Regions from separate parts of the Homo sapiens genome. Here all the other regions are linked to region 1. The links are chromatin loops, found by intact Hi-C in ENCODE. Cell type or tissue: ascending aorta. All regions are shown on one strand. Region 1 has its middle 120 kb from the start of MAFB. Region 2 has its middle 260 kb from the start of LINC01370. Region 3 has its middle 49 kb from the start of SNORD154.

The links. A loop is a pair of places that touch in the nucleus more often than their neighbours do. Peaks named below come from ENCODE experiments on the same cell type or tissue, not always from the same donor. Only the 100,000 strongest peaks of a DNase experiment are listed, where the experiment ranks them.
Region 2: a loop joins it to region 1, with 1.9 times the contacts of the local background. A loop is called at or near these places in 2 of 110 quality-filtered maps.
Region 3: a loop joins it to region 1, with 4 times the contacts of the local background. A loop is called at or near these places in 3 of 110 quality-filtered maps.

Annotation. Positions count from the first base shown.
Region 1 is chr20:40,560,291-40,568,290 of GRCh38, forward strand. No RefSeq gene overlaps it. Among named protein-coding and RNA genes, the nearest start is that of MAFB, 120 kb to the right of the region's middle. In ascending aorta, no CTCF peak of the experiment used is centred here; DNase peaks (open chromatin) are centred at 3,310 and 4,975.
Region 2 is chr20:40,262,491-40,270,490 of GRCh38, forward strand. No RefSeq gene overlaps it. Among named protein-coding and RNA genes, the nearest start is that of LINC01370, 260 kb to the left of the region's middle. RefSeq lists enhancers at 22-522, 6,327-6,858, 6,859-7,390. In ascending aorta, a CTCF peak has its summit at 3,824 (motif pointing right); a DNase peak (open chromatin) is centred at 3,842.
Region 3 is chr20:40,760,100-40,768,099 of GRCh38, forward strand. No RefSeq gene overlaps it. Among named protein-coding and RNA genes, the nearest start is that of SNORD154, 49 kb to the left of the region's middle. RefSeq lists an enhancer at 2,645-3,145. In ascending aorta, no CTCF peak of the experiment used is centred here; a DNase peak (open chromatin) is centred at 3,992; H3K27ac peaks cover 2,366 bases.

The DNA of each region.
Region 1 (8,000 bases):
ATCAATGGAGCTTTTCTTACCTTCTAAGATGGAACTAAACCCAGAAAGCAATCCACAAACTGCTCCTCCAGGGACAAAGGAGTGGTGGGAAGGATGGTCAAGGTTTCCTAGCAAGAGCCTCTTTAGGGCCTATTGGAGGCTTGCTCCATTAAGATTAAATCTTGCAAAGACTGTAGGCTGACAATACCTTTTGTCTAAGAGTAAGAAAGAGCCCTCCCCAGCCACACTTGCGGGCATTCCTCCTACTGATCTGGCTGTACCACAAAGGTGAACTATGATAAAACCACCTTTTCCCCCTTACAACCTACAGCCCCCAAACAGTATCCCCAGACAGCTTCAATATCACACCAGCACAACTGATGACTTTGAAATCTGCAGATCTACCTTCATCTGCGTAGACTCCAAATATCTCCTCAAAATGGACCTGCTTAGACCTTGGAAGCCCTGTCTGGATAAAGATCCCTTTTCCCTGCTGCAAAAGTGCCTAGCTCTGCTCTGTCCAATACAGAGCCACATGTGGCCAAGCCGCACTTGAAATGTGACTGGTCCAAATTGAGATGTGCTGACCCCGTGAAATACATACCAGATGTTAAACTTAGAATGAAGAGAGAAACATTTTAAAAGATCTCATTAAAAATTTTTCTATTGATTGGATGTTGAAGTGATCATATTTGGGATAAGTGGGTTAGATAGACTATTATTAAAAGTAATTTTACCTGCTTCTTTTTAAACTGTAACTACTAGAAAATTTAAAATGGCATATGTGTCTTGCATTATATATCTATTCTATCCCCTGATGTAGCTTATTCTGCTCTGCACGGACATACGTCCCAAAACTCAGGCCAGCTCTATGTGGCCATCATCACAACCTGGTAGATTAGATGCCCTGGGTCCGTCTCCCACCCCACCATCTGCAAGAACTTCAGCAGAACTTCTTGTGGTCTTTATACCGGGTGTCAAACAGTTAACACTAGCCCCTGGTGGTCTGCCCAGGTTCACAGGTCAAGCAAGCTGCTGCCTGTCCCTAAGCCCAACCATGAGCCTCAAAAGAAGCCCATGGCCATGCACTGATATGATGAAGAAGTGGCCAGCCAGCAACTAGTGACACAGCATCTGGTACTGAAGCCAATCAATGAAGTGCAAAGAACCCAGGAAGGGGGACCAACCAGCCTCCTTTGCCTGAGACTGGGGAGTTTCTGGGAAGTGGAATTTATAGGTTTTTTGGGTTTTTTTTAGATGAAGTTTCACTCTTGTCGCCCAGGCTGGAGTTCAATGACACAATCTCAGCTCACCGCAACCTCCGCCTCCCAGGTTCAAGCGATTCTCCCGCCTCAGCCTCCTGAGTAGCTGTGATTACGGGCATGTGCCACCAAGCCCGGCTAATTTTGTATTTTTAGTAGAGATGGGGTTTCTCCATGTTGGTCAGGCCGGTCTCAAATTCCCCGACCTCAGGTGATCTGCCTGCCTTAAAGTGCTGGGATTACAGGCATGAGCCACTGCGCCCTTCCAATTTTTAGTTTTTAAAACAAGGCAGGCCTAGGCAAGCGAAAATAAGCTGTTCACCCTAGACCCAGGTATGCACGTGAGACCTGATTCTCAGGGGTCCTAGGGCAGACCAACCCTCCCACCCACCAACAGAGCCTTGAGATATTTGTGGGATGTGCAGGGCAAATATAAAAATTCCAACCGCTGCAGGCCTCACCTGGGCCACTGCCTTCCCTGAAACAGGTGAAAACTGAAATTCTCAAGCCACACCCACTAGAGCAGCAGGAGGAAGAATGGGGGAAACCCTTTAGCAGTGATTTGGAATCCCACTGTGTCCCTCCTCCATGAGCTGTCTGTGTGTGACTGAGCAGCTCGCTTCCCTCACTCTCTGGGGGTGGGGTCAGGGTGGGGAGTCTGTCTGACTCACTGCCCAAGCCACAGGCCTGTCTGCTTGTCCCCAGACAGGGGACCTACCTACCCACTGTCCTTCAGCTCTGTTGTCAGCCACAGGCTGTGCCCAAGAGGGCACATGGGGTTGGTGTGGGGAGGAGGGTAGGTTTCCTTGGCTGAGGCAGAGGAAGTTGCTTTCTGTCTCAAGTTCTGCTCACAGGTCAGACATTACCGGCCTTGTGATCATCAATCTCCCATTGTGTCCTTTCAACACGTACCAGTGTCTTCAACACTAAGTCCCTTGCAGAGGGAATGGGATAGGGACCGAACCTCACATGCTTTTCTGCTTCCCTGTGGATTTGTGAGGCTGATATCCAGGTGAAGAGATCAAGTAGAGTTTTGTTCATTCACTCAAATGTTCACTGTGCCTAGTAACAGGCAGACACTGAGAAAATTGCTAGAAATACAACAATGAACAAAGTTCCTGCACTCATGATGCTTACTGTCTACTGGGGGAAACCAACGATAAAAGAGTCAGTACAAAAAAAATTAATAAGTGTTAGGGGAGGAGAAGAGCTGGGTACTGTGAGAACACATATCCAAGGATCTATCGTATTCTGGGCAATCATGGAGTACTTCCATGAGGAAGCATGGTTTATGTTGAGACCCAAAATGAGGAAGAGTTAACATATACTTAACTGTGTGCCCTAGACCTTCAAGGATGGGGACTGCCTCTCTGAGCAGCTGCAGGGAGGCCTCTGGAGAGGTCTCTACACTGTGATGCTGGGTTAGCCTTACCTATGAGCTGATACACGCAGGCCTCAGAGCAGGGCCTAGGTTGTCCCCATTCAGGGCGGATTCTAGGACCTCTCTGGAAGGAAGAGACCCCAGGCGTGGGAGAGTAGGACCTAGTCTCAGGAAGGAACACAGGCCCTAGATTAAGACTGTGGGCTCTCGAATCCAACAATCTGCATTTGAATTTCAGGGCCATCTCTGAGTCTGTTTCCTCATCTGTTAAATGGGAGCAAAACAGCACGTATTTCATAAAGCTGTGGTGAGAATTTTAAAAGGCAATCCATGGAGAGAGCTGAGGGTGGTGTCTGGCACACAGCAAATACCAAATAAAAAGTGAGATTTCCTGCTTTCAATTATTAGTGTTACAGTGAAGAAAGATACAAAGTGCTGTGGGAACCGACTACCTCCTATCATTTATCTTATAGGAACAATCATTTAAAAGAAACTCCAAAACTGGCAAAATGCCACATTGTGTCTCAAGGAAGAAATATTGGATCTGAGCCTGGAAGGGTGGCTATGTGACTTGCAGAGAAAAAGTATGAAGAAAGGCACGAAGACCAGAATGGGTGGGGCGCCTGCAGGAGCAGTGCCGGAGTGCTGGAGGGGAGAGGAGATGGCAGAGCGCCAGGCTAAAGGGCTGGGCAAGGCGGGGCAGGAGGAGCCGGAAGGCCCTGCTAACAACCTTTGCCTTCATCCTAAAGGCAGCGGCCAGGCTACTGAAGATTTGAGAGTTGGTTGGTGATCTGTTGGGGTTTGCATAGGCAGAATGGAGATTTCCTGGAAAAAAACAGGAAGCCAGGGACCAAGGAGGGGGCTGATGTGAGTATCTAAGGCCACCTCAGACATTTATCAGAACACCCAGGGCTGTTTCTTGGTTCTGTGCCTTGACAACACACTATGTCCTCTGCTTGGAATTTCAACAAACTTACCTTCCAAAAATTAATCAAGTAATTCATTTATTCAACTAGTATTAATTAAGCACTTATCCTGTGTGAAGCTCAGAATCTCTACTCTCAGGAAATTGATGGTCTGGTGCAGGGGCCAGCAAACTTTTTCTATAAAGAACCATAGAGTAAATATTTTAGGCTTTGTGGAACATAGGGTCTCTGTTACAACTCTACCATTGCAGAGCAAAATCACCCATAGACTATGGAAATGAATGAGCCTGGCTGCATTTCAATAAAACTTTATTTACAAAAACAGGCAGTGGGCCAGATTTGGCCCAAGGGCTGGTCAATTCCTGTTAAAATATAATATAAGCCATAAACATGAACCATTATCTATTTAAATTACATATGCAATTAAAAATGTTCTAGTAGCCACATTTTTAAAAGTAAAATAAATGAGTGAAATTAACTTTAATAATGTATTCTATTTGATGCAATATATCCAAAATATTATTTTAACATGTAATCAATATAAAAAATTATTAATGAGCTATTTCCTATTCTTTTTTATACTAAGCCTTTGAAATTTGATGCATATTTTACATTGACAGCACATGTCAATTAGGATTAGCCACATTTCAAGTGCTTGATAACTACATGCGACTGGTGGCCACCATATTGGATGGCACAGGTCTAGCAGGATAGTGGAGGGTGGCTAGGGGAGAGGACGAATGGCTGACTGATATTGGCTTAGGGCATAAATTAACTATGATACCAATCCAGCTTGCCCACTTGCTTGCTGGGTAATTTTTGGCATGGTTCTTACTAATCTGGGTATCTTTAGGCCCAAAGTAACAAATGAGGAGTTAGCTTTAGCCCCTAGGTTCCTTCCAGCTCAACAATGTAGAGATTCCAGACTCAGGGTTTAGTGGATGGAGTCAACAACTTGGATTTTCTTTGCTAAAAAGCACCTTGGATAGTACAATCATCTTGTACTGTCTTGTACTTGTATTCGCATAAGGCTTTCTGTGGCAACCCCACCATCCACATCTCCAGGGGCCTGTGAGGGTGGCTGTCTGCTCCTGAGGGGTCAGGGGATGTATACGTAAGGTAGAGAAGGGATAGGAGAATCGCCCTCTCCAGCTCTCTGAGAAAAACGTGCCCCCCTCAAACACACACAGGCACATACATGCATGCATGCACACACTCAAACACACACACAAGAACACACAGACACACATGCACACATGCATACACAGGGGCACACACACACACATGCACACACAGGTGCACACACAGGCACACACATGCACAGAGGTAACAGCTGTGATCTCCGGGCCTTAAGGTGCAGGACATGGGAACAGAAATACACTCCTCATGAGTCAGAGGGTGAGTCAGAATGTTCTGGAGAGCTTCAGAAGGGAGCAGCAGGAGGGGCTCATGGTGAGGAAGGGAGCCAGGTCCCTAGGGGAGAGGGAGGGAGAATGGTCAGGTTTCCCAGTCATAAAGCCAGGGAAACACGTCCTGTAAGGAATAGGGTCTGCTGCCTTGCCAATTTGGGTCCCGAAGGATAGCCTGTGCAGGGGAATGCAAAGTGAGGGGCATTAGGAGAAGGAGATGGCCTTTTGGGCTGCCAAGTAGGGAAGGATTCAGACAGGGGTGTATAAAGCCAGCTCTGTGAGACAGATCACCTGACCTCCGTGAAGGCTCAGTCTCAGACTGTCGCACTGCAGCAGCAGTGTTTCTTGAAGCCTGGGCTGCTGAGTGAGTGCATGGTTGTTGCTAACCCATGCTGAACTGGGGAAACTGAGGAAGAGGCCACACTGGTGTCCTATTTGGCCCAGGTTGGGACAGGTGAGATCAGTTCTGCATGGCAGGGATCTGTGGGATATACTGACTGTAGCCTAATTTAGGCACATGACCAGGGCTGGGGAACAGCTAAGCCACCTTGTGGGGCTGTCAGAGCTCAAGAGGGCTCGACAAACCATCAGATCCAGGCAGCAGTCTGGCAGAACTGGGTGGGAGGACAGGATGAGGACACCTTCAGGAGGAGCCAGGGATAATCTGCATCAGGAGCCAGACCAACCAAAAAGGGAGGGGACTGAGGGTCTTGACAGATGCAGCCAGGCTTGTGAAGTGGCCCCTACAGTGTGGTGCTGGGTTTGATCACCTCCTGGCTGACCCACTCAAGCCTAAGGGCAGAAACTAGGCTGTCCCTAGTCAAGACTGATTCCAGGATGTGGGATAAAGGGGTCCCTGCAGAAAGAACCCAGGGGACCCAGGCATGGGTAGAGGAAACTGAGTGGGCAGAAATGGCCCCTCCAACCCATTCCCCATCTGCCAGCTCTGTGTGCACAGTGTTCACATCACCCTGTCTTAGTTTGGGTTCCCTGGAGAGCAGAGCCTGCGATAAGGCCTTTGGTACAGGTAGTTGATTTGGGAGATGACCCCAGGAAGTACTCCAATGAGTACTGAAATACTCCAATGAACATTTCCTTCGAGCATCATGTTTCTGCTTTAAAAGTTTCAGATTTTGGAGCATTTTGGATTTTGGATTTTCAGATTTGGGATGCTCAGACTGTATATGGGAATATTACTGAGATCCTTACTGTAGGCAAAGGGGGCTTGGGTGTACCAGGATCTCTAGGAAGTGTACAGAAGGCCTCCCAGAATTTTCCACCTGAAAAACAGGAAGCTGGGACCTTTATCCACTAGTCTCCATGGCTTTATGGTTGAAGGCTGCCCCCAAGAGGGCTCACTTCCTGCCATCCCCTCCCCTGTAACTCTGGAGAAAGCTGTGGGGCAGGATGAGGAAAGATGTGGAGTGCACTGGAGGTGGGAGTCAGGCTGTGCTGCCCTCTCACAGCTGTGCACCCCTCCCATGGCTTGAAATAAACTTCAGACTCCTTCCCATGGCTTACAAGTCAATTTAAGCCCTGGCCCCTGCCTGCTTTTCCAACCCCATCTCCCTCCTCCCTCCCCCTTGCTCATAATGTCATAGCTACAGGTACTGATGAACAGCCATACTGGTCCCCTTTCCATTCCCAGAAACTACCATGCTCCAGAGACTTTGCATGAAACTCTGCAACACATGGTTACAATGGTCAACTCCTTCTCAACCTCAGGTCTCAGAAAACTATCCCCCCCCTTAGTGAGATCTCCCCGATAAATGAATCTACCTGAGGTCAAATCCCCCTGTATTCTCTCCCATATCCCAGGAACGTGCTAGTAAATGTTAACAAATCGTTCTCAAAGAAAAACAAAAGCCCTCATTTGTTGTGTCTCCTAATTTTCATAATGTAAATATTCCCATCATGGTCAATATCAAGCTAGCAACATGTGGTCACTGAATATGGTTTTAGGCAAAGAAGTACAACAATGCACAAACTATTATATATTATTTTCATCGTATAGATACAATAGAAGTAAAATAATTGAGTCATGCATTTCATTTTTCATTTTGATTTTTATATAATTTATATGATTTATTATATTATATATTATTTATTTATTATATTATATATTATTTATTAAAATACATATTATTTATATAATTTAATGTTTATAATGGCTGTGTTTAACTACTAGCTCACAAAAACCCCTGAAAATTTAACAATTGGCTCTCATGAGCTAATATGAATCAGCGCCAATTCATATCACCAACTTATATCACCTGTGTGCACTTCTTAAAATGTAATTATTTTTCATCCTTGCTTTACTCTTTTTATGAGAGCCTTCTAGAATGTGGGTTCCTTGAGGGTAGAAGCTATGACTCTTTTTTTCTCAGCTGTGTTCTTAGAAACCAGCACAATACCTAACCTACAATAGGAATCCAATAACTATTTGTTGAATGAAGGCATAAATGCATGAATGCATGGGCAAATGAGGTCAATAGGGTTGGGCATGCCTCCTGTGGACTGAAGAGGGAACACTCATCTTGAGTGACCCATGTTGAATGCCACAAGTCTTGTTGGGGTGCTTATGACAGGGGTGGGAGCAGAACAGGCCCAGAGGTTCCAGGCTGGAGAAGCCAGAAAGTGGTAAGGGATATGAATCTGGAATCATTGCTGAAGGCTCTTGGGCTCCCAGGGGTAGCCCCTGTTAGGGCTTTATCCCCTCCCTACAGCACAGTTGGCCCCCTGGCAGGTGGGGCTCTCAGACACATCCAAAGCCAGCAGAGTTCTCTATCCCAGCCCTCCACATGAGGCTTTGCATGGAGGGCTGAGCAGGCCACCTAGGTTCAAAGGTTTGCCCAATCTGCTCTGGTATATCTGGGATCCCAACAATTCCTGACACCCAGGCCAGCTGCACTCCCTACGTAGGGGTGGCCAAGGACCTGGAGAAAAGCAAGCTCAGCAAGCCTGTACTCATCAGCTCTCCAACGTGTGTCCGACCTTCTGCCAGCCCCTCCAGCCTGGAAGCCTGCTGTCCTAACAGGAGACA
Region 2 (8,000 bases), 300 kb before region 1:
GAAATGGGTTGAGAGAGGCAAAAGCATGTGTCTGAGGTCTTGCAGATTTATTGACATCCTGCAACACACTCGCTATTCTCTCCCTGACCCTGGCCTTGGAGAATTGTGTCTTCTGAAATATATTCTCAGAAATTATGCTCTATACCGGATCTTAGAGGGGCATTTTGGATCCACATAACCCATGACATATGGAACATTAACTTCCTTAAATCTTTTTGGAAGTGAATAAATAGCAAAATGAGTAGGGAATTAAAACAGATATTGGGGCATTTTCACAGTGATGGAGAGACAAAGGCAGATAAACACATCCCTTTGTGTCATTACATCCCATCCTCTCCTCCTACCCCCCAAAGACAGAGCAATTAGGCTGAGTTTCCAGGGATTGCCTGGCCTGTGTAGGTGCTGCGCACCCTCCATCCAGTGACCCAGTACAAATGCCGTCTCTCGCAGCTTCACAGACCGCTGCTGCTGACTTAGGCCTCGGCTCTGACTCTGGTTCCCTTCCTCCTGCCTTTCAGTCAGATTTTCCCATTTCCGAAGTCAACAGCTTCCCCAAAGCAATGGGACACAGGACGTCATAACTCAGACGCCAAACAGCAGGAGCCAGGAGGGAGGGAAGAAAGGAACACAATGGAAATGGGTCTGCAGAGGCTGCGCAGAAGGAGGACTGGAGTGGGAGTCTAGGGGAGATTAAAGCAAGTGCGTGACGCTGAGCATTGTTGGGCACAAAAGCCACTGTGTTTGGTGTCCAGTTGATATCTCATGTTTAAAGTCCGGGGTGTATGCACAGAAGGTGGGATTTAGAATCTGGACAATCAGACTAGGGGGTTGGAGGAGCTAAAACCAGCCCCTTCCTGGACAGAGATGGTCCAGAGGTGGGCAGAGGCAGGCTCCAAGAGGACACTGGAGTGCTGCCCAGTAAACTGAGGCCTAAGCACTTGTGAATGAATGGAGCCCAGAAAAAAGGTAGCAGATGGGGGAGGGGAGCAGTTTCAGGCTGCACACCAATGCCTCGATGCAAAAGACACCAAGGACCTGGCAGCAGACTCCTTTCTCTTTCCACAACCTGGTGGGCCTGTGAGGTTGCTCAGGTTACCTTGTATCTAGTAGCAGCCAGGTCTCAGCTGGAAGAAGCCACAAGTGAGGAGGCAGGGCCTCAGAGAAGAGCAGGGGCCAGTCATTCGAGGCACCCAAAGATGTCCTGGAAGGGAGCTGGAGGATCTTTCTAGAACTCCCAATTCAATGTGTTGAGGTGTCTCAGTCCTGTTTCACAGGACTTTTAAACTAATATGGCAGACTTTTGGCTGATTGTAACTGAGTACTTTAAATTATGTAGATGACTATATTTTTTTTCACTTAAAAGGTCAGTTCTTATATAACTTGCCTCATTCTTTTCAAAAAATATTTTCATATACCCACTAAATAGAATATATAGAAATGTATGCATAAAGCATATATACACACACAAAGAAAGACAATCTTCATATAGAAAAAATATAATACGCATTCTTAAGTGTACTCAGCACCCAGATCCAGAAATAGAACATACCAGCACCCTAGAAGTCCTGATCATACTTAACTCTTAATTTAAAAAAAATTATCTCAGCAACTGCCAACCCCAAGAAATACCTTTCCAATTTAGGTTGAAAACAAATAAGGAACTGCAATACAGTACGTGGGTTTTCACTCTGTGGCACACTTTCCATACAGATCTATTCTGCAAAGGGAATTACACCTCATCTCCAGCTCACCCAAGAAAGCCCATGGAGATTCACGCTGATTACACAAAACGGATCCATAGCATTAGCAGTGGCTGTTCTGCTCCATGGTCGTTCAGAAGTCAGCCCTGCGTCTGACTGAATGGCCTGAGTCCTTTAGTATAATTACTGTCGTGTACATCTTCCTTCCAAGCTCTGCAGCAGCAGCCAGCGTGGAAGGGGAGATTTCCACAACCAGCACTTATTTCTGTCCATGCAGTTTCCAGTGGAATACTTAGCAGCATTTCCTCCACAGGGCAGGGCACCTTGGAATTACTGTCTGCTTCCAGGGAGTTTTGAGCTCAGAGTCTCTGCTGGGGATTGGGATGGGACAGGGAGGGTGTACAAACATTCCTCTGAAGTAGTGCACAAGATTTTCAGCATTTTTCGAGGGAGCGTCTCAAAGTTACACAACATCCCCACACCCTGCCCTTCCCCCTAAAAGGTTAAGAACCTCTTTACTTGACTATGAGTTATCTGAGGGCAGAGGCATTGATTAATCTTCTTCAACCTGTATCCACAGTGAGATTTTTTTTTCTGTATTACCAGCCATCAGCCTGTGTAACTGAAAAAAGCTAGGAATTTGGGGTCAGACACACTGTCATCCTCCGTGTAACTGAGTAAATTTTTAAACTCTCTGAGCCCTCATTTTTTTCATCAGTAGAGTAACTATAATAATGCCCACTACACTGTAACATTATATATGTCTGCCAGAGTGCTTGGCTCATTAAAGAATTTCTGCAAAGTCCAGCTATCCTATCTCCCTACCTCTCTGATAAATCCAGAGCAAGCTGAGATGGGAAGAAAGGTTGAGCTCACAGTTATCCGGATGTTTCAGACTCACAACCAATATGAAATTGAGGCTGGCCACGGGATGGCAACTCCACTCAGCATAGCCACGGAGTAGCAGTGAGAGCACTGTGTCCCTTGATGTTCAGCCCATAACTCTTCAAAAGGCCCCTTCTTGGTAGCCCTGATCAGTTCTGGTGTGCAGTCTGTCAAGTTCTGGATTGCCATTTTAGCACGGCACCCATGTTTTGAGAGCAGGAGCTTGGTCTGATTCCACCACTGCACAAGGCTAGGCACACTGCAGGTGTTGGATAAATGCCAGCTGAATTTACAGATTTTAATAATGAAGTCTACGGCTCAATTTAACTAGAAATTATAAGTAAAATAGCATGTTAAACCCTATATAGTTCTTTCGGGCCCCCAGAGGAAAGGACAGGTAGCTTTCAACAGACTATCAAATGGAGAGAAATGTTAATCTATTCCTTAATAATCTCCTTATGTCTTTATATGCAAAAAACTCCCCAATAGGTGTGTGTTTCAGGGGAATCATCAGACCCTCCTGCTCAACGCCTATTGACTTACAGGTGCTAAATACCCAGTAAGTTGCTCTCTGTTCTACTTAACAACCACCTAATTCATCCACTGTTCCAGACTTGGAAAGAGATGATTCTTGTCCTGAGGTTTTCTCCAACAGAAAGGGAAGAAAGTACATCAGTTAATAATTCTTAGTATTTGATTTAGAGTTTCAAGTCTATAACCATCAAGATAGCAATTCTAAGAGGCAAAAAGGCAAAAAAAAGTAGTCTGTATTGAAAGCAATTATAATGGCCACAATAATATCAATAACATCTACCGTGGATGAACGCATTTGAAATGCAGAGTAAAGGACTAATCATGAATCATCTCATTGTATTTTCTCAAGAAGGAAGTAAAATAAGCATGACTTTATTTCCACTTCTCAAATGTGGAAACTTGATGGAGAGAGGTCAAGTGACTTGGCCAAGGACACAGTTACAAAGTCAAAAGTCCAGCCTAGATCTACCTGATTCTACAGCCTCTGCTGAGAACTGAAACCAAAGTCAGGCACCTTGTCATACATCAATATCATTAATGGTGCCAGGAGTAGACTCCATTATTCTGAATTCCTAAATCCAAATTTTACACATTGAGAGGATCTGTAGATTTGCTTCTACAGCTGTATAGATTATCCAATTCTGATTTTTAAGTCAAATCACACAATGGCTGGGCAGGCTTCCCCAAACCCTGGCAAAGTTTTCATTGCCCACAAGATGGCGTTGAGGGGTGAATGAAAAACCTCCAGGCATGGATGTCCTATGTGCACCATTCCATCAGAACATAAATGCACTGGCATTTTCCAGCAAGATCTGTTAACAGTTTTGGACCAAGGAAGGAGAAGGGGCCTCGTTAGATCTATCACTATCCAGTCATGTACCACGTCCTGCATTAACGCTTTGCATCTGTGACTCCAAAACAAAGTCTCAGAAACTCCCTGGTAGGTGTGGCAAGTACGTGACAATATGCTAAACTAAACTCAATTGGTTTAACCTCCAGTTCCTTAGGAGTCCTGGGCATACCTTCCTTACTTGAAATTACACGTAACCTTGGTTGGCACACAGTAGGTGCCCAATCCGCTGAAGAATTGATGAATGATGTTTCATTCAATACCTTGAATGCTGGCCTTCTCTGGATAAGGATTGGCTAAATTTTACATCCAGAGGTTAATGAAGCTGTCATTGAGAGTTGAGGTTCTGAGGAAGAAAGACTAAGGTCTGCTGGAAAGACACCTGGACCGTGAGAAGCCCAGGTGTGCAACTCTAGTTCTGAGCCTTAGAACCTTTGAACAAATCACTGAGTCTCAAGGTCCTCATCTTTAAAATATTCATGTTTGCCCTGCATAGTTTCTATTGAAATAATCAAATATGCTAAGGAATGAAAATTGCTGTACAGAAAAATGTCACTATTCCAAATGTAAAATTCTATACTCAGGAAGGGAGCAGTTATTGCCTTTTAGTAGGTGACACTAAAGTTGGTCATGCATTAAGAATCTGGAGTCAGAGCTGAATCTCAGCGACACCATTTACTAGTAGTGTGACCTTAGGTAAATAATGTAACTCTATGACCCACAGTTTCTACCTCTATAAAATGGGGGTAAGAATAGTATAAGCTTCTTGGAGATTAGGACAGAGGTAAAAATAAAGTATTTATCAAAATGCCTAGCACATAGTTACCATCAAAATGGTACTAATCATAATATTAATATTATGTGTACAACTTTTAATTTATGTATATCATGAGTTATGATATTTTAAACATAGCTCTTACTGACTCCCATGAGCCAATTGCATGCATGTCTTTTCAACTTTGTGTTCAGCAGCAATCACATTGGCAGCTTGAAAATGGCTGTAGTAGGAGTTATTTACACTACTACTATAGTTGTGTAGTATAATTGATAAATGCTACAAATCAGAATTGTTGTTTATTGTTGTTTTCATTTTCTTCCAGAGAATCAATTTATCAGTATCAACCAGGCGTGGTGGCTCCTGCCTGTAATCCCAGCGCTTTGGGAGGCCGGGGCAGGTGGATCACTTGAGGTCAGGAGTTTGAGACCAGCCTGGCCAACATGGCAAAACCCCGTCTCTACTAAAAATACAAAAATTAGCCGAGCGTAGTGGCGCATGCCTGTAATCCCAGCTACTTGGGAGGCTGAGGCAAAAGAATCACTGGAACCCAGGAGGCAGAGGTTGCAGCGAGCTGAGGTGGCACCACTGCACTCCAGCCTGGGCGACAGAGAGAGACTCCATCTAAAAAAAAAAAAAAAAAAAATTACCAGTATCCTTTTGGTTATGCATATTGAATGTGTCTTAGTTTAGGTCTCCTAGAAGCATTTCCTAAGCTGAGATTCATATGTAATTGAGCTATTGAAGGAGTGCCCCCAAATAAAACTTGCAAGTGTGTGAGGGAAGCCTTATAGGGCAGAGGAAGAAACCGGGCAAAGGTGAGGGTGCAGCTGAAGTCTAGTCTCAGCCTCATTCCACAGGCAGCTCTGGAGCCTGCGTGGAACCACAGAGTTCCCACCTTGAGGCAAGGGTGCCAAACTTTTCTGCCCTTGTGTTAGTTGGCCATTGGCTACTGACAGACTTCTGGAGAGAATGCAGCTTCCCAGGCCATTCTGGGTGGCACAGCTCCTGATAGCAAGTAATTCTCTGAAGGGTCCAGCTGTGAGTCAAGAACATCTAGCACTGATGAGACATGGATGCACCAGCCCAGCAAAGGGCAGCTGAGCAGGGCACCAACAGCACCTACTACAGTATGGAAACAGATTGTCATACTAGACATTTGAACTAGAATAGATTTGGGAAGTCACCTCTCCTATGTGTGTAATCCAATACAGAAGAGTTGCTTATTCAATCAGCAAATATTTATTTAGTGTAAACTACATTCCTAGTAATGGGATTGGTACTGGAGATGCAGGGCTGAATGCAATCAGATGTGGAGTCCCGGCACTGGAGGAGTTTACATTCCAGCTATGGAGACAGACATTAACCAAATGCTCCCACAAATAAACACACATTTACAACTGTGATGGTTACTGTGAAAGGGACAGGAAACATAGTACTCTTCTGTCAAGACAAGGGTTTGATAGACAGGGAGGCCCCAGAGAGCTTCCCTAAAAAAGTGACATCTGAACTGAGATCTGAAACATGAACTCACTAGGTGTGGGAGTAGGATGAACTAGAAGTGGGAGGAGCTGACAGTAGACAGGTAAGTGAACCTTCCCTTGGACTCATCTCCAGGACAAGCTTGCGTATGGAGATTTGTCCCTGAGGCCCAAGGAGTGGGATGGCTCCTGGAGACCACGGGGGTGGGGAAATGAGGAAGCAAGGAGAGTTATCTTTACTCTTCTGAGAACAGTACTTAGAAGGCAGGCCAACCCTTTTCTATTTCTACTAATATTCTAGAATTCTCTATTTTGAAAACAAGACTATTTTTATCCTCTGTCAGTCCTCTGAGCCCAAGCCAAGCCATCGCATCCCCTGTGACTTCCAGGTATATGACCAGATGGCCTGAAGTAACTAAAGAATCACAAAAGAAGTGAATATGCCCTGCCCCACCTTAACTGATGACATTCCACCACAAAAGAAGTGTAAATGGCCGGTCCTTGCCTTAAGTGATGACATTATCTTGTGAAAGTCCTTTTCCTGGCTCATCCTGGCTCAAAAACACCCCCACTGAGCACCTTGTGACCCCCACTCCTGCCCGCCAGAGAACAAACCCCCTTTGACTGTAATTTTCCTTTACCTACCCAAATCCTATAAAATGTCCCCACCCTTATCTCCCTTCGCTGACTCTCTTTTCGGACTCAGCCCACCTGCACCCAGATGAAATAAACAGCCACGTTGCTCACACAAAGCCTGTTTGGTGGTCTCTTCACACGGACGTGCATGAAATTTGGTGCCGTGACTGGGATCGGGGGACCTCCCTTGGGAGATCAATCCCCTGTCCTGCTCTTTGCTCTGTGAAAAAGATCCACCTATGACCTCAGGTCCTCAGACCGACCAGCCCAAGAAACATCTCACCAATTTCAAATCCGGTAAGCGGCCTCTTTTTACTCTCTTCTCCAGCTTCCCTCACTATCCCTCAACCTCTTTCTCCTTTCAATCTTGGTGCCACACTTCAATCTCTCCCTTCTCTTAATTTCAATTCCTTTCATTTTCTGGTAGAGACAAAGGAGACACATTTTATCCGTGGACCCAAAACTCTGGCGTCGGTCACGGACTGGGAAGGCAGCCTTCCCTTGGTGTTTAATCATTGCAGGGGCACCTCTCTGATTATTCACCCACGTTTCAAAGGTGTCAGACCACGCAGGGATGCTTGCCTTGGTCCTTCACCCTTAGCGGCAAGTCCCGCTTTTCTGGGGAAGGGGCAAGTACCCCAACCCCTTCTCTCCTTGTCTCTACCCCTTCTCTGCTTTTCTGGGGGAGGGACAAGTACCCCTCAACCCCTTCTCCTTCACCCTTAATGGCAAGTCCCGCTTTTCTGGGGGAGGGGCAAGTACCCCTCAACCCCTTCTCCTTCACCCTTAGTGGCAAGTCCCGTGTTTCTAGGGGGCAAGAACCCCCAATCCCTTATTTCTGCACCCCAACCTCTTATCTCTGTGCCCTAATTCCTTATTTCCATGCCCCAACCCTTTCTCTGCTTTTCTGGAGGGCAAGAAACCCCTACCGCTTCTCCGTGTCTCTACTCTTTTCTCTGGGCTTGCCTCCTTCACTATGGGCAAGTTTCCACCTTCCATTCCTCCTTCTTCTCCCTTAGCCTATATTCTTAAGAACTTAAAACCTCTTCAACTCTCACCTGACCTAAAATCTAAGCATCTTATTTTCTTCTGCAATGCCGCTTGACCCCAATACAAACTCGACAGTAGTTCCAAATAGC
Region 3 (8,000 bases), 200 kb after region 1:
TCTCAAGGTACTGTAGAACTTGAAAGAGACTTCTTTGAAGCTTCTGTCAGATGACAGGCAGAGCTGAGTGTAACACATACCCATCAAACAGAAGGGACTCGGGTTGGACCTGGAAGAGCATTTGGGGAACCTTTCAGGGGCTCCAAGGCTGGCAGGCCAGGAAGGGGCTACCCACCTTCCCCACAGTGGTGGTTCACACAGCCCCGCCCAGACCTCAGCTCTTGCTCTGAACCAAGAACTATCCAGGGCATTTCACATATGAGACCTCAGGTAACTCACATCAACTCTGTGGAACATCACTATGCCCAACTGACAGGTTGAGACTTTAAGGCTTAGGGAGATGAGGTCACTTGTTCAGAGTCACACAGCAGAGATTATGGAGCTGGGATTCAAGTTCAGTCTTAAATGGCATCTGCCCTACACAGAGGGCTACAAGCAACGGACTGGCAGGGAGGGGAAGAAGGCTTGGCCATGTGCCCCTAAGGCTCACCATTCAGGTTCAGCTCTTGGCTCCTGATGCTCTCTGGAGTCCCCCAACTGGGCCAGTCTCCCAGGCACCTTGACTCACCCCTCTCAGCACTTGACTGAGCAAGGTCCTTTCATATTTTAATAACGTGAGCAGGAAGTACAGAGAGTTTCCATGTATCTCCCACCCCCTTAATAAGCCCAACGTCTACTACTGACATCCTACAGCACAGTGATACATTTGCTACAATTGATGAACCTATATTGACACGTCATTGCCACCGAGTCTGTAGTTTACATGAGGGTTCTCTTTTGGTGTTGCATATACTGTGAATTTGGAAAAGTGATGTGTATCCACAATCATAGTATCAGAGAGAGTACTTTCACTGCCCTAAAGCTCCTCTGTGCTCTGCCTGTTCATCTCTTCCTCCCCTAACCCCTGGCAACCACTCATCTTTTTACTGTCTCCATTGTTTTCCCCTTTCCAGAATGTCACAGAGTTGGAATCACATTGTTTGTTGCCTTTTCCAGTTGACTTATTTCACTTAGTAATATGCATTTAAGATTCCTCCATGTCTCAATGGCTCCATAGCTCATTTCTTTTTATGACTGTATAATATTCCATTGTCTGGTTGTACCATAGTCTATTTATCCATTCACCTACTGAAGGTTGCTTCCAAGTTTTGCTAATTATGAATAAAGCTGCTTTTCATATTTTTTTAAAACTTTATTATTATTGTCATTGTAGTTCTTGATATCGTTAATGCAAGTTTACAATTCAGATTAAATAAGAAGAAAAGTTCTTAATCTCTGCTACTCCAAGGATTGCTTTATCTTATATTTTTTTAAAAATGAGATTATACGATAAATGTTATTTTCTAATTATTTATTTTCCACTTAATCTGATGTGGAATATGTCACCTGTCTCAAAGACATGGTCCAACTTGTAACATGTTTGTGGGGTTCTGGAGATGGCTGTGTGACTTATTCAACCAGATCCTTTCTGATGGAAGTGCAGATTGTTCCAGATGACTTACACTTGCAGGTTCTCATGGTGAGGAAAGTTCCCACACTTTTTCAACCCAGCTACGCGGGACTCACATAGGCCAGCCTAGCCCCCACTTCCTTCCCTTCTCACATGAAGACTTGGGAAATGTTAAGGGAAGAAGAGGGGGTCTCAGGAGCCGAGGGGCTGGCAATGCGGATGCTGCTGATGTCAAGTAAAAGGAAGACTGAACAACACCCATCAGATTTAGTGGCCCAGAGTTATTCTTCCATGCCCTCACCTGACCTCGGGGTGAGGCATGGAATTCCAGCCTCCTGGGGGAGGGGCAGCAATGGGAAAGCCCAAGGGTCATCAGAATTGCTACCTATCTGGCATATGTATCCTTGCCCTGATGCCTCACACCCATTCTCAGTTCCCCAAAAACAGCCCTACCGGTAGTTTCTGTTCTTCCCATTTTATATACAAGGAAATTGAGGCTGAGAAACCTCACCTGAAGTCAAGTGGCCAATAAATCACAAAGCCAGGGTTCAAACTCAGTTGCTCAGGGCCCAAAGCTGGGTCAATTGCCCCAACCAGAGAGATGGCCCAGCCAGCCCACCCCATGGGCTAAATGACCTGACTGTTGTCTGAGAATTAGCTGATTCCCATTCACCAGAGTTCTCAAAACCACCAGCAGTTTCTGCATTGGTTATTTTGCTGCTTTTTTCTTTTAATTAAAAAATAATACAGGGCTACGGTTTAAAAAACATTTAAACTGGAGAGAAAAGAAGCAACCCTCAGACCCATTCTCTAGAGGTAACTTATGTGACCAATTTTGGGGGCCATGATGTGCATTTCATACGTATTTTGTGTGCACGTGTGTATGCACACACATGTACACACATACAATAACTGCACTGCACACCCCCTATTATAGCCAGCCTCTATGCACTGGATGCTTTCAAGAACATTGCCCCATTTCATCTTCATCAGTATGCCAGGGCCTGGACACTATTACCTTCCCCACTTTAGTGATGAGAAAATTCAGGTTCTGAGAGGCTGAGCCACTTGCTCAAGCTCACTCAGCTAGTGAGAGGCGAGACTGGAATTCAGGAGCAGGCTTTTCATAGCACCTTCCTGCCTATAAAGAGGGGTGGCTGAGAAAACCCATTCCATGTCCTTGAAACAAAAGGCTCAGGAGGCCCAGACTGGGGGATGAAGTAATCCCTCAACATCTAGCAACTATGGGGCACCTACTGAGTGTCAGGCAGTACATTGCCTGGACCTCGGGGATCTCATAGTAACAGCCCCAAGAAAGACCATCCTGAGCAAGAGGCACCCCTGGCCTCCCCATGGCCCAGAAGGATGGCTTGCATGGTGACAACAGAGGCAGCAAGAGGGGAGGGAAATGGGTGGCAGCTCCAGTGGACACAAGCAGGAGTCTGCAGAGCTTCCTGGGAGGGGTCCCAGGGATAAGACCCACACAGTGGTCCCGCTTTCAGTCATTTCTTCCTTCCAAGCTCTCACAAAAGTACTCGTGGCAGATCTATCTGGGTCACAGGACAGAAATAAACATCATTTGAATAATCCCAGGCTGACAGCCTTGGAGAATGGACAGGAAAATTAGCCCCTGGAAAAGGCAAATCTGAGCATGTCACCAGAGGCACCAGAGGGTGTCTCAGTAGCCTCGGTGCCTCCTGGGAGCGCTCACCCTCACCCAGGCCCTTGGCTCAATGCCCGAGAGAAGGAGACAGCAAAATGCAGACTCAGGAGTGGAGGCCCACGACATCAGCCAGTGGCTTCATTGTTGCTATCAAAGAAGACAGGATTCGAACCCAGGTCTCTCCAACCTCACCTCTTCCTCCTGTCTCCTTACAGGAGCCATCTGGAGTTGGGTGGCCCATCTCAGAAGGAGTTGGATGTCTCGCTTGGAGTCTCCATGACAATCAATGACTCCCATCCCCAGTGGCAGGATGGCTTACCTGAGCCAGCCACACATTGGGCGACCCCTCACTTGGCTGGCATCAAAGGTGAGGTTGCTTTCCAGGTAGAAGGGCACAGCCAGTGGCAACGAATGCAGAAACCACCATTGGTTTCAAGAATTCTAGATGGTGGCTGTCAGCTGATTCTCAAAAAACAATCAGGTCTTTTAGCCCACAGTGGGGGCTGGCTGGACTACCCACTATGGTGCCACAAAAAGGGCAGACTCTGGACCAGACATCTGAATTGGAGCTCTAGCTCTGTCTATTCCTGTGTCTACCTGGGAAGATGATCAGATATCTCTGAGCCTCAGTTTTCTCATCCGTAAAATGGGTAAGAGTAATCTCTGCCTCGTGGGCTGCCAGGAGGGTCAGAGGACATGGACCTAAATGGAATGACCACAATAGGAACAGACCCCAAAACCTGTCAAGCTGAGCCAGGGGGTCTCTACCCTTCCTAGCTTCTCTCCCTGTTTCCCAAGCTGGCTGGGCTCGAGGTTGTGCTGGCCGAGCGGACCAGGCACAGGCATTTTTCCCTCTTGCTGAGCAATGCGGATTGCGCCAAGCGTTCCCTCTCCTTTTGTGCATGTTTTTCATGACCCGCTGCCAACAGCTCTTTGCTGGGCGGCTGCCACCATTTACCCAGCACAAGAAAACTGCCTTTCTTCCCCCATTTAGGGTCTGGTTTTAATTTCTACAGTATTCTCTTTAATAACAATGCCTAATTAAAACATCTGTTAAAAAGTCTGTAACATTAACTTTACAGGGAGAATTTAATAGAATTATATTGGAATTGCAGGCATTTAACGGCCTTCCTAATTAGGCTTTTCTTTAAAAAAAAAAAAAAAGGAAAAAGAAAGAAAGAAACATTCTACAAATTAAAATCTCGCTCTTTTTTATGATAATGTAGGCTGATGGTCCAGTGGCTGGAGAGGACAAGTGGAAGCAGATAGAGAGACGGGAGTCATGCTAAGCCAGTATAATGACCTTTGTAGGATGGAGAAGGAAATTGGAGAGACCCTGCATTTAATGACAGGCATTGTACCAAGAGCACTCTCATTTGTAATCTCAATTACTTCCTGACAACAGTCATAGAAAGTAGTATTCACCCCACTTGAATGATGAAGAAACTGAGGCAGAGAGAGAAGTAATTTACTCAAAATCACACATGCACACAGCTAGAAAGTGGCAGAAACTTCAAAGTATGTACTCATTCCACTGCTCCCCACAGCCTTCCAGCTTTGCATCCAAAGAGTTTTCTAGAGCCCTCAGTGGGGTCTTTGTCTCCGATTTGCTCACTGCTTGGTGGTGAGCATCATGGCTGCCTCCCATAATCATCTGTAGCTTGTCCCCGGTTTCTTTCTACAAATTCCTCGTCAGCTTGATGCTCCTACCTGATCCTCCCTGGCCCTGGCTGTCACCCTACACGCCACCGGCAGCAAGCTGGAGCATGTGGTGGAGTAGGAATACAGCCTAGTGCCTGCTGGGGCACACCCCACAAGGGAGGAGTCAACAGAAAAATGTCCAAAGTGATCATCCTCAAAGTCTGGTCCCCAGGCCAGCCGCATCAGCATCACCTAGGAGCCTATTAGAATGCAAGTTCTCAGGCCCCATCCAGATTTACTGAATGAGAATCTCCGAAGCTGGGGCCTTGCAATCTCTGGTTTTCTGTTTGTTTTTGTTTTGTTTTGTTTTGTTTTGTTTTGTTGTTTTGTTTGAGACAGAGTCTCACTCTGTCGCCCAGGCTGGAGTGAGTGCAGTGGCACGATCTTGGCTCACTGCAACCCTCGCCACCTGGGTTAAAGCGATTCTCCTGCCACAGCCTCCTGAGTAGCTGGGATTACAGGCACCCACCACCACACCCCACCAATTTTTGTATTTTTAGTAGAAACAGGGTTTCACCATGTTGGCCAGGCTGGTCTCAAACTCCTGACCTCAGGTGATCCGCCTGCCTCAGCCTCCCGAAATGTTGGGATTACAGGCGTGAGCCACTGCGCCCAGCCACAGTCTCTGTTTTAATAAGCTTTCCAGGTGACTCTGATGCCATTAAAGTTTGAGAACCACTGATCTGAAGATAAAGGGGAACTTTTTTGTCCCTTAACCCTCCCAAGCTAGACTTCAGAGTCTAGAGGTTTGGCACTTTACCTTTGTAATGTGCCTTTGTAGGATGGAGAAGGAAATTGGAGAGACCCTGCATTTAATGACAGAGGTTTGGCACTTTACCTGCCCTGAGAGGCAGCCTTGCCCTAAGCCATTGACCCTGGCCCAGTCCCTGCCAACTATCACAGAGGTAAACTCCAAGCAGAGCTCCCGACTTGAGGCTGGCCTGCTAGTTACAGGAAACAGGTGGGATTACCATCTTTAGGTAGTAGGAAAGACCAAACCCAAATGCTTTCCTGCCGCTTCCTGAAAAGAGCCCCCTGTTCCCTTTTAGCCAAATCTGACCTCAACAGTGCTCCCCAGAGTGGGGTATGGGAGGTGAAGCCAGCCTAGGCTACTCAAGAAGGGGCTGAGTCACCCAGGAAGGATTTAAGCAGAAACTCCCAAGCTCAAGGAAAGGACTTTTTTCCAGCCATGGTTTTAAGATTCCAGCATGGCCCTGTCTGTTTTTAACTGACCTACCAAGCCCTGGGGTGGATTTAAAGATAATTCAGCAGAGTAGGGGCAGCAGACAGACAGTTCCCACAGCAGGTTAGTGAGGCCCTCACAGATGATGTCTTTGGGTCCGTCCCCAGCGGTTGTGTGAGTGGCTTGTTTCTGTCCTGATGAAGCAGGAAGTTGGGTGCAATGAATAGAGCAAGGATTTGAGAATCAGACAGAACTGAGTTTGAAGCTTGACCCTCCCATACATTGGCCACCTGACTTTGGGTAAATGGCATTTCCTTGCTGAGCCTCAGTTTTCTCATCTGTAAATGTTCAAGGCACAGAGCTGGTGTCCTGATTCATCTGGTTTTAAATCTACAAAGAAATCAGAAGCAATGGAGACAGAGATGGCTTACCATCCTTTGTCCTCACTCAGGGGTCCAGCATGTCTGCTGGAGGTTTGGAACAAACAGTTATCACACAGATCAGGGAATATGGCCTTTTCTGCTAAAACAAAACCCGAACTTTGTGGTTGGGGTCTGGGCGCAGAGCCTCTGGGTGAGGAGTGGCTCCTAGACCACCCAACCCTAACTCTGTCCCCTAAGTCTCTCCTCCTCCTTAAGGATTTCACTTGGATTCCTGCTCCCACCATCAAGCAGGTTTCCAAGCTCTGTTACCCGTCTCCTTTGTCACCACAGCCTAGGGATTGCCAGTTCCCTTCATTCAGCTCCTCTGACATACTTAGGAATTCTTATAAGCCTTCCCTAAACATCAAGGAAGGAAACCACAAGAGGAAAAGAAAACAAGAAGAGGAACCCTGGAGTAAAATTGCCCTGCTATTTATTGGCTGTGTGACCTCGAGCAATTTAATTAACCTCTCTGAGCCTCAGTTTCCTCATCCATCAAATGGGAACAATCACAAGATGACTAACTGTGGCATTGCTGTGAGGATTAAAGAAACTAATATTTGCAATGCACTTGGAAGAGTGGCCAGTACATGGTAAGTGCTACAGAAGTATTTGTTCTATAAATAATAAATGAAGGCATGAATCCAGTCACGCTCCCAACTCTGAAATATCAAAACTTTCAGGTTCCCAAGGCTTGAAATTGCCACCCCAGCCCATCCCTATCCTAGGCCCTAAAATCTGGTACTGCACAGCTGTCCCTGGCTGGAGGCACTTCCCATCACCCTTCCATGTATAGCTGATCTCTCACATGGGCCAGGGCAAAATCCCCAGGGGAGGGAAGCAGGCACCTTCCACCTGGGCCCCATGTGACTGCTTTGGGAGGACTGGAATTCACAGTTCAGTGCTTGGGCAGATTCAATAGGACAGCCTCCTGTGTGATGGCTTCTTCTGTTCAATTACTACTAAAATTCACCAAATGGAACTGAGAGGTTTTAACGGCAGTAATTGTGGTGCAAAATGCTCTGTAATTGGTCTCACAAATGAAAGTGAGGAGAATGCTATTGAAAACGAAGCTGCCTTGCCCTGAACAGTTCAAGAGTGATGGCTTAGACATGCTCCCCAGAAACCTGTTGGTCCCACCCTCTCATGCCTGAGACCCCCGCCCTTTGGCCTCTCCTGGTGGGAACCTCAGGCTTCTCTCTCTCTGTCTGTGCTGAGGTACAGTGATGGGGGACAGTGCTGGCACGCCCCTGCAGACCCTCTCCACCCTGGTCATCCCTGGAACCTCAGGCCTGCAGACACCAGGAAGCCTGAAAGGCCTCCTTGAGTGGCCTTTTTATTCCCTGCTGTCTTACATGCGTATAATCTCAGGCCCCCAGGCCTTTGCTCTGGCCAGTCCCTCTTCCTGGATTCCGTTCCCCTCACTTTCCACACATAGTCACTTCTCATTTAACCTACGCAGTGGAGCCATCCTCTCCTTCCCCAGACAGAAGTAGCAATGCCTGCCTTCTATTATAGTCCCTTCTATATAGCCCAGACACTACTATGAATAATACTGATAACAGTTACTCTAGTGAAGGA